2 separate regions of the Homo sapiens genome follow, and region 2 is linked to region 1. Evidence: read pairs that join two places in POLR2A ChIA-PET (ENCODE). Cell type or tissue: PC-3. All regions are shown on one strand. Links, peaks and the distances in the headings refer to the core of each region. The heading gives the core; the rest is flanking DNA.

Region 1 (5,844 bases), core at 1,657-4,156:
GGCAAGCCAGAGCTGCCCCTGCACCCCTCTGCTGCAGCAAGTGCGTGCATGCTCTGGGCATTTTCGTCTGCTGAACCCCTTTGCCTGCCTGGCTCTGGTCCTCACAGCCCCAGCACCAGTGACAAAGCTGATGCAGCAGAGAGGAACAGGTCATGGGAACGTCGTGCACCCAGGAGTCAGGGGTGTGTGTGCTCCATCCACCCCAGGGGCACCCTAGCCTGTGTGCTCACTCACCCTTGTTTCCTGCTCTGTGTTTTTAATTGGTTTAATAAGCCGTGTCATTTGAGAATCATCACTTCATCTATGAGCTTCCCTGTCTTGTGATCTCTGGGATGGCTGGCATACAGAGGCCACCATGGCATCGAGGTCATTTCCCACAGGACAATGAGACATGGAGTATCTTTGGGACACTCACGGATATACCTGGGTGCTACAATTTGAATGTCCCCCTCCAAAACTCATGTTGAAATTTCATTGCCATTGTGATGTATTGGGAGCTGGGGCCTTTAAGAGGTCATGAGGGCTCACTCTCGTGAATAGATTAATGCCATATCTCAGGAGTAGGCTTCTGATGAGAGGACAAGTTTAGCCTGATTGCCTCTCTCTTTCTCCCCAACTCTCTCCCCCATGTGATGCCTTCTGCCATGTTATCATGAAGCAAGAAGGCTCTCACCAGATGTGGCCCCTTGGTCTTGGATGTGGTGGAAGTCTCCAGATGAGTGAGCCAAATAAATTTCTTTTCACTGTATGTTACTGCGTCTGTGGTATTCTGTTGTAGTAGCGGGAAATAGACTAAGACACTGGAGGAAGGCATTGTGGGGACTCATGATAATTGGAACATGGAAGGAAGGGCTGCCTGTCTTGTGGGCATAGCCTGGTGTGGCAGATTACACACTCTGGGGATGGCTACAATGCTATCTCCCATTTCATCTGCTCTTTTTACAGTGTGACCTTGAGTCAATGTCCCCTCCCATCAAACCTGGGCGGCCCTTTGTGGCTGGCGAGGCCGGACGGTGGTGCTGGCCGAGGACATGGGGCGTGGTGCTCTGTGACATCCAAGGCTGGCTGCCAGACAGGAGTGAGTGGGCTTGGATGGTCCCAGGACACTGTGAGGTCGGGACACAGGCTGCAAGCACAGGCCTCAGGGGTCTGGCTTGGCCTGCTGCTGCCCTCCTGTCCTGCCTGGCCTTCCCCACCCCACACCAGCCACAGCTGTCAGGCGTGACAGGAGCCTGTGCCCTTGCCTTCGCAAGGCTGCATGGCCATGCTGGGTGGGACAGCTGTGCCCAGCCTTGCTGTCTGGGCTGCCCACCCACAGAAGGAACTTGCCCAGGTGGTTTGAAACCCTTCAAAAATGGCCCCTGAGGTTGTGTCTATTGGTCCTGACAAAGAGAGGCATTTTGGTGGGGGGTGTCCGTGGTAGGCAAGTGGCAGCCAAAACCTCGGCTCCCAGGCCTGGCCAGCAGCCCCTGCTGCACTTGGTTCCTCTCACCAGAAGCCTGGGCAATTCTGGTCAGGATGCGGCCCTCACTGCCCCATCCCCCACACTGCGAATTCCCCACATGCTTCCCTTCAAGCTTAGGGGCCGCGTGGCGAGAGGGCCGTCGCCCTGCGGGACAGCGGGCCCATCTGTTGATTCCTCTCCATCTGTCTCTCTAGGGTCCTTCTCTTCTCTGCCCTTCAACATCATTTTCAGAAGAGCATTTCCTCCGCCTCCGTGTCTAGCCCATCTCCCCTGGCCTGGCATCTGCTCTCAGCTCCAGGTGCCTCTGTTGGTGTTAGTCCATTTAGATTGCCTGGAGGTGTCTCTCTTTGTCTCCTTCCCAAGGCTCTCTTAGTCTTGCCTCTAATGCTCCCACCTCCAGTCACTCCGGGGGAATCTACTGAGCACCTAGCAACAGGCCTCAACACTCACCAGCTGTGTGGCCTTGGGCAAGCTACTCAACCTGTCTGTTCAGATGCCCCACTCTCCTCGCCTGACAGTCTTCCAGCCCAGATGTTCTGCCATCATCCTATCTCCTCCTGCATTTGCAGAGAGGGGCAGGAGTCCAGGGAGCTGGGGGCTTGCCCACTCATGCCAGCATCAGAGATCTACAGGAGCTGATTCCTCCCTCCTCCCCATGTCTGGCTTTGGGGCGCTGAGATCCCTGGGAAATGGCAGCTCAGGAGGGGTCTTTCTGTTTGGGAGCCATTTGCCACCCAGCCTGGAAGGAGGCTGCTGGGGAGGGCTGCTCCCTCCCAGGAAGAGCCAGTGAAAGAACAGCCGCTGTGGTCCCTTGGTGGCAATGGGACAGTTGCAGCTTTCCACAGGGTGGATCATCAGGAGAAGGACAGCAGCAAGCCCAGGAAAGCCCAGGCAGCTCAGCCACCCTTTTCATTTATTCAAGCCCTTGCCATCGTGCCAGGCCTCGCAGGTGTTTCCTGGGAGATTCTGGTGTCCCTTTTTCAAGGGACATTTGGCTGGGAAGTTTCAAGAGTCCTGTCAGTACACGATGCTATGACTCACTCAGCTATTTCCTATGTCCCTCGGGCTACCCTAGCCAGACCAGAAGCTTCCAGAAGGCGGAGTCTATGCCACCCCATCCCTGAATCCCCACAGTCCCCGTTTCCTGGGAATGTGGTTAGAATGACTATCTGCCGATGTCACCGACACGGAGGTGACTGTGGACACTTCAAGACTCTTGTCCATCTCTAGAAACTGGTGGTCCTGGAAGTGGGTCCACAAGACCCGTAAGAGCCGGGAGAATGAAGTCACCACTGTCACTGCTGTCCCCATCCCTTGCTTTCTGAGATGTGACTTCCTATCCTCGCTCTACGGAGAACAGCTGGAGCCATGCTGAGCAGTTCTAGGGGAAGACAGGACAGGCCGCTACCAGCCCCTTGTGAAACACTGGAGTTCAGGAGGAAACATGGAAAATGAACAGAGAAACATCATCCCCCACTTTGAGCTTCTCTCGACAGACACGCACACCCTGCACAGAACTGGGCAGGGAGCAGGCAGGCTGGACACAGGGAGGGAGGAGCCAATGACAGTCACTCCTAACGATGCATGACCACTGAGAGCAGACACTCATGGAGCCCCCACTGTGTGCCAGGCACTGGGCTCGGCATGGTTTCCCCTGTTTTTCACGACAACCCCGTGAGACAGATCCTTGTATTATGATTCATATTTTATAGACAAGGAAAAATGAGTTGCTGAGAGGGTAACTCTATCAGAGACACACACACAGCAGCAAGTGGCAGCACCAGGACTTGAACCTGGGTGGTCTGACATGACATCAGCCCTCTACCACCATGTCAAGAGCAACCTTACCTCACACCTAACACCGGCACTCAGCCCCACCATGCCTTTGGAATAGCGTTCTGCCAGTGCTAAGTGTGCAGTCCCATATTGCCCCAGGCTCCCTGGGCAATTTGTCTCAGTCAGCTCTTGGCTTGATAAGGCTGTGTAATAAAGCACTCTCAAAAATCTCAGTGGCTTGCAATAAAAAGCATTTGTATCACGGGTCTGCAGGTCAACTGCAGTTTGGCTTCATTTATTAGCCACCTATTATGTGCCAGGCACTGTTTTCTGTCGGACCTTCAGGATTGAGCCATCCAGCCATGGAGATATACATGAAACTAACAATAACGAGAAATGCAGGCACTGTGACAAAACCGTGGAAAGTGCTAGGGAGACCCAAGGAGAGGGAGTGGCCAATTCTTCTCTGAGAAGAATTGGGGATAGAGAGTAACACACAGGCTGGGCTTTGAAAATACAGTAGAATTTCAAGAGACAACGAAGGTGGACAGGGTGTTCTAGAAAGTGGGGACCATGTTTAGCAAAGGCATAGGGTGCAAGAAGAAATGAGGAGCATTGAGTGGGCTCCATGCAGTCTCCTTTGCTGAAGAACAAGGTGCGTGAGCAGGCATGGGTGAAGCAGGAGGTTGGCCACAGATTAGAAAGGGTCAGGCCCAGCAGTGGGAGAAGTCTTTGAACTTTTTTAAGCTGGAGAGTGGACTGACTAACTCCCAAAGGGGAGGAAGACAGCGACTGAAGGCAGGAAGATGGTGAGGAGACTTTGGCGGTTCTCCAGGTAAGAGACGTTGCAAACCTGAAGCCAGCTGGACCAAGGACATGGCTCAAGTGGGAGCCTGGGTGTGCATGATCCCAAGGTGAGGGGGCCAAAAGGTCCCCCTGAGAGTTCATGCAGTGTGTGACAAGAAGCAATTAAGGAATATTTCTGTGAGGCTCATATTTTGACTATCTTTCGAAAGAGGCATTATTAAAATGTTTTCTCATCAAGGGCAGCAGAATTGAGATAAATCCACATCCTAACCCCTACCCCAGGTGGGTGTTCTGCAGAATCCTCACTTACCCAATTCCTTACTAAAATGTTGGTTCTTTGTTTTGTTTTGCTTTAAACCAGATTCATTCTTTTAAAAAAAAATTTAAATTTTTGTGGGTACGTAGTAGGTGTATATATTTATGAGGTAAATGGGACGTTTTGATACAGACATGCAATGTGAAGTAAGCACATCATGGAGAATGGGGTATCCGTCTCCTCAAGTATTTATCCTTTGAGTTACAAACAATCCAATGACACTCTTTATTTTAAAATGTGCAATTCAGTTATTACTGACTATAATCACCTTATTGTGCTATCAAACAGTAGGTCTTATTCATTCTTTCTATTTTCTTTTGTACCCATTAACCATCCCCACCTCTCCCAACTCATTTTTTTGGAGGCACACATAATACATGCTGGACACACAGGCCCACCCAGGGTCTACTCTCTGTGGATCACAGACTGTGCCCGCAGAGAACCAGCCACAGCGAGGGGTCTGCACGTGCCTCCCCGCCAAGTGCAGACAGATGGCCCTGGGTGCCCAGCTCTGGCATGGCACTCAGAATGTCCTTCAGCAGTGACAGTCAGATGCTCAGCACAGACAGGAAGCAGTCTGGGGCTGCATGACCGAGCCAAGGACCCACAGGGAGCCCAGAGGAGTCAGAAGGTCCTCATACCCTTTCCCTAGGCTCACTCCGCAGCCTGTGCTCCCCACATTGAGGCCACCCCAGCCAGATCTGAGGCAAGGCCACTGAGCAGACAGACACCTGCCTAGACATGAGAAACCCACCAGAGTCTGAGAAACTCACGTGACCAGCTCATGTCAGGAAAGGGAGGGTGCTGCTGCAGCTGGGAGAGGTGCTTATTTTTAGCCTGCTTATTGGCTGGGGCTTTGCAGACTAAGATGAAGCTCCTGCTCCTCACTGATGCTGTTATTTCTCCCCACCGGGGCTGGGAATTGGTTTATCTTCCAGGTAGCCACCTCAGCAGCCGCCCGCCGCAGCAGCAGGCCCCAGGCAGGTTGCTGTGTGTCTATTATTTTTGATTGCCCGTCTTATGGGGCATGAAATCACTTCTGGGAGGGTGTGAGCTTGGCACTGCCCTCGCTGCCGCTGGAGAGGGAGCAGGAGGCAAGGTCTCCTGAGGGTGCAGCTGAGGGTGTGGTTACAGCCAGGGGTCCCGGGGCCGTGGGCACTCCTACACTGCTGTGGGCCACGCCTTCTGGCTCTGAAGGGGCTGAGTGAAAGGAAGCACCCGAGGGAGGCGGTAGGAAGGCTTCAGCTGGGAGGCAGGGCATCGACTTCCAGCACCGTCTCTGCCCTGGCTGGTGCTGCTGTGCGCCCAGCCTTCCATGCCCAGGGAGTGCTGATGTAGTTTGGTGCCTCAGTTTCTCTTTTCTGCAAAATCAGCAGGGCCATGTTCTCTTTATGGGAAAGCTCTAGGGAAGAATTGCTTACCTCTTCTAATTTTTGGTGGCTTGTGGTGTTTCTTGGCTGGGGTTGCATAACTCTAAATC
Region 2 (2,500 bases), core at 1-2,500, 450 kb after region 1:
AGGCAGGGAATTAATGGACAGCACTTCTCAGACTTTACTGTGCAAACATCAATCACCTGGGGATCTTGTAAAAATGCAGATTCTGATTCACTAGTTTTGGGGTAGGGTCTGAGGGTCTACATTTCTAACAAGTTCTCAGGTGACTACTGTTCTATAGTCTCCTTCAGAAGATTTCTGCACATGCCTCTCTTCAATTCTGCCTTTTTCTTTTGTTTCTATTGAAAGATGATGGCATTTAACTGAGTCATTTTTCTTCCCCTGAGACTGTAGCCATGTTGACTAGCAGTCATATAACTTAACTCTTCAGTGCTTTCAAAGTGTAGTTGATCAACAGCATTTTACATAATGGAAAACAATGCAGCCACTCAAAACACCAAATTCTACACTCTCTCATTTTGACATAAAGACCTATTCTAAGCACTGTATGTGCATGTCTGTAATACAGATGTGTTCTTGTGCCTGTCAAGAGTGGGATTAACAATTCCAAGGACTGTGCTTTCGGAATATTTTTCGACGCCTGATCTGTAATATTGTTTACCAAACAATGATGGACTCAGCCCTAGTCTAAAGATTTAGTTTGGGCACTACCAGAAATCCGTTAAGTCCAGCAACCCCTTCCTTTAACTTCCTTTAACTTTAACTTTCCTCCTCCCCAGTTCCAAGGCCCAGAGAAAGGAGAGAAGCACAGCAGCTGCTGTTCCTGATCCAGGGATGGGGGACAGCAGCTACTGCGTTACTAGCCATAATAACAATGGCTGCTGTCATCTCATCTCTCCTCCTCACAGCACTGCCATCACTGTGCCCCTGAGTAAAATGTACTGTACAAAATATCAAATCATAATAAAATGATAAAACGTGGTAGGGGACCTGTATACCAGATACAACTAAATGAAAGCCAACCAGAGATCTTGAAATATCTTAGAGAAATGAAAATGACTGCATTTACTCTTCTTCAGGTTTGTTCCTGTAAAGTCATGCACACTTTTCCCTAAACTTGACCTATAGAAATAGTGATGTTAAGTATAATACTCAGTATTACTCAGAGTGAATCATCTCTAAAGAATGTCTAATATACTTACTCAGATTTATATACAGAGCTGACCATAGAGCTTGAGGAAATAAGTCAGCTTCTATGATACTCATGAGAAGCATGACTTTTCCCCACTTATTTTCCAAACTCAAATAGGAAATTTTTCCTATTTGAAATACTGATAGTCAATTTTAGATGTCAAAATAAAGTGCAAATCACAGGTCTACCATAAACATTTTAAAGTCCATTATTGCTGAATTAAGGTACCATCCTAGGATTCTCCTCATTATTAAAATCCTAGGGAGATTATCATAAAGGAATAAAAACTCAAGTCCCTGATCATCTAACACAGCTGGCAATTACAAGAGAACTGGTCAGTCCTTCCCCACCACGATGCCAGTGTCCCAGGCCCTTCCCGCCCTCTGTCATCAAACACAGATCTGCACACATCAAGATATTTAACAGGCAGCTATATCAGCATGATCTGGAACTTGTTTATGATCCCGGCACTGCAAGTACTGTCCATAAAAGAGACTTCTCATCCATTTTTATTAAAAACACTCATAATATTCTACCTTCCCTATGCTATCACTAAAGCGCAGCTCTGTGATTGTCCACACCTTTTTTTTTTTGAGGGGGGCACTCTCTCCAATGAATAACAAATAATTAAACTCTTTAACATATAAAGCAGAGATTTCAAATGAAAGTTTATGACAGCTCAGACTCAGGGGCCACCTTTACTGTATGCTTAGCCTTGTGCCATCAACCACTTCCAAAAATCAATTTTCTGAGGCCCTTTTCCTCAGATAATCTGAGTCCTGAGCTTATTCTTCTCTCTACATTGCCTTTCAGCTCCTCCTGTTGATAATCAAAGGAACACATTTTCTCCTAAGAACTTTCATTAAGAGCACCAATATGGGAACTCTTAAGGATTAAATGGAAACCAAGCAGTCCGGGCTAGCAGCCCCACATCGCCTTACTTGTAATATAATGGCAAGTTATTCCTCTAGAGCTACGGTTCAGGGGCCGAATACAAGGGCAGGGCAGGCTTAGCCAGGAGCTGGACCTGTGTCCTGCTGAGAGCTTGTGGGGAGGTCTCAGGAGATTCTAAAGCCCTCACAAGAGAACAGCTTAACAAGATAACTCAGCTTTTAAGTGATAGAGGCAGCCTCCTGGCCTCTGGGCTGTGAAAGGGCTCACCTGCCAAGAGCAATAATGCAAGTAATTACCACACACAATAATAGATCATGGCGGGATTTCAGGACCCAGGTACTCGGGAGTGTCCCTCTACCTTACACACCGGGAGGAATAGAATGCACCACTTTTCTCATTAAAACCTGCGGCAGAGTCCTGATAGGCAAGCAGATAAATGTCACTTGGCACAGTGATTCTGTTTTGGGTTATTACCAAAATTTTTTTTAATGTCCTTGTATTAAAGGCTATAAAACAGTAATTCCCGCTCTCCTGGAA

The links. ChIA-PET counts read pairs that join two places held together with the same protein. Peaks named below come from ENCODE experiments on the same cell type or tissue, not always from the same donor. Only the 100,000 strongest peaks of a DNase experiment are listed, where the experiment ranks them.
Region 2: POLR2A ChIA-PET joins it to region 1 with 5 read pairs; 2 of 35 experiments call an interaction of 5 or more read pairs at or near these places.

What each region holds. Positions count from the first base shown.
Region 1 is chr7:128,112,219-128,118,062 of GRCh38, reverse strand. No RefSeq gene overlaps it. Among named protein-coding and RNA genes, the nearest start is that of MIR593, 33 kb to the right of the region's middle. RefSeq lists enhancers at 1,169-1,685, 1,686-2,202. In PC-3, for the core only: no CTCF peak of the experiment used is centred there; no DNase peak of the experiment used is centred there.
Region 2 is chr7:127,665,756-127,668,255 of GRCh38, reverse strand. All of the region lies in intron 1 of SND1 (staphylococcal nuclease and tudor domain containing 1), which reads right to left. Among named protein-coding and RNA genes, the nearest start is that of SND1, 15 kb to the right of the region's middle. RefSeq lists an enhancer at 1,782-2,500. In PC-3, for the core only: no CTCF peak of the experiment used is centred there; a DNase peak (open chromatin) is centred at 1,055; H3K4me3 peaks cover 2,053 bases; H3K27ac peaks cover 2,500 bases.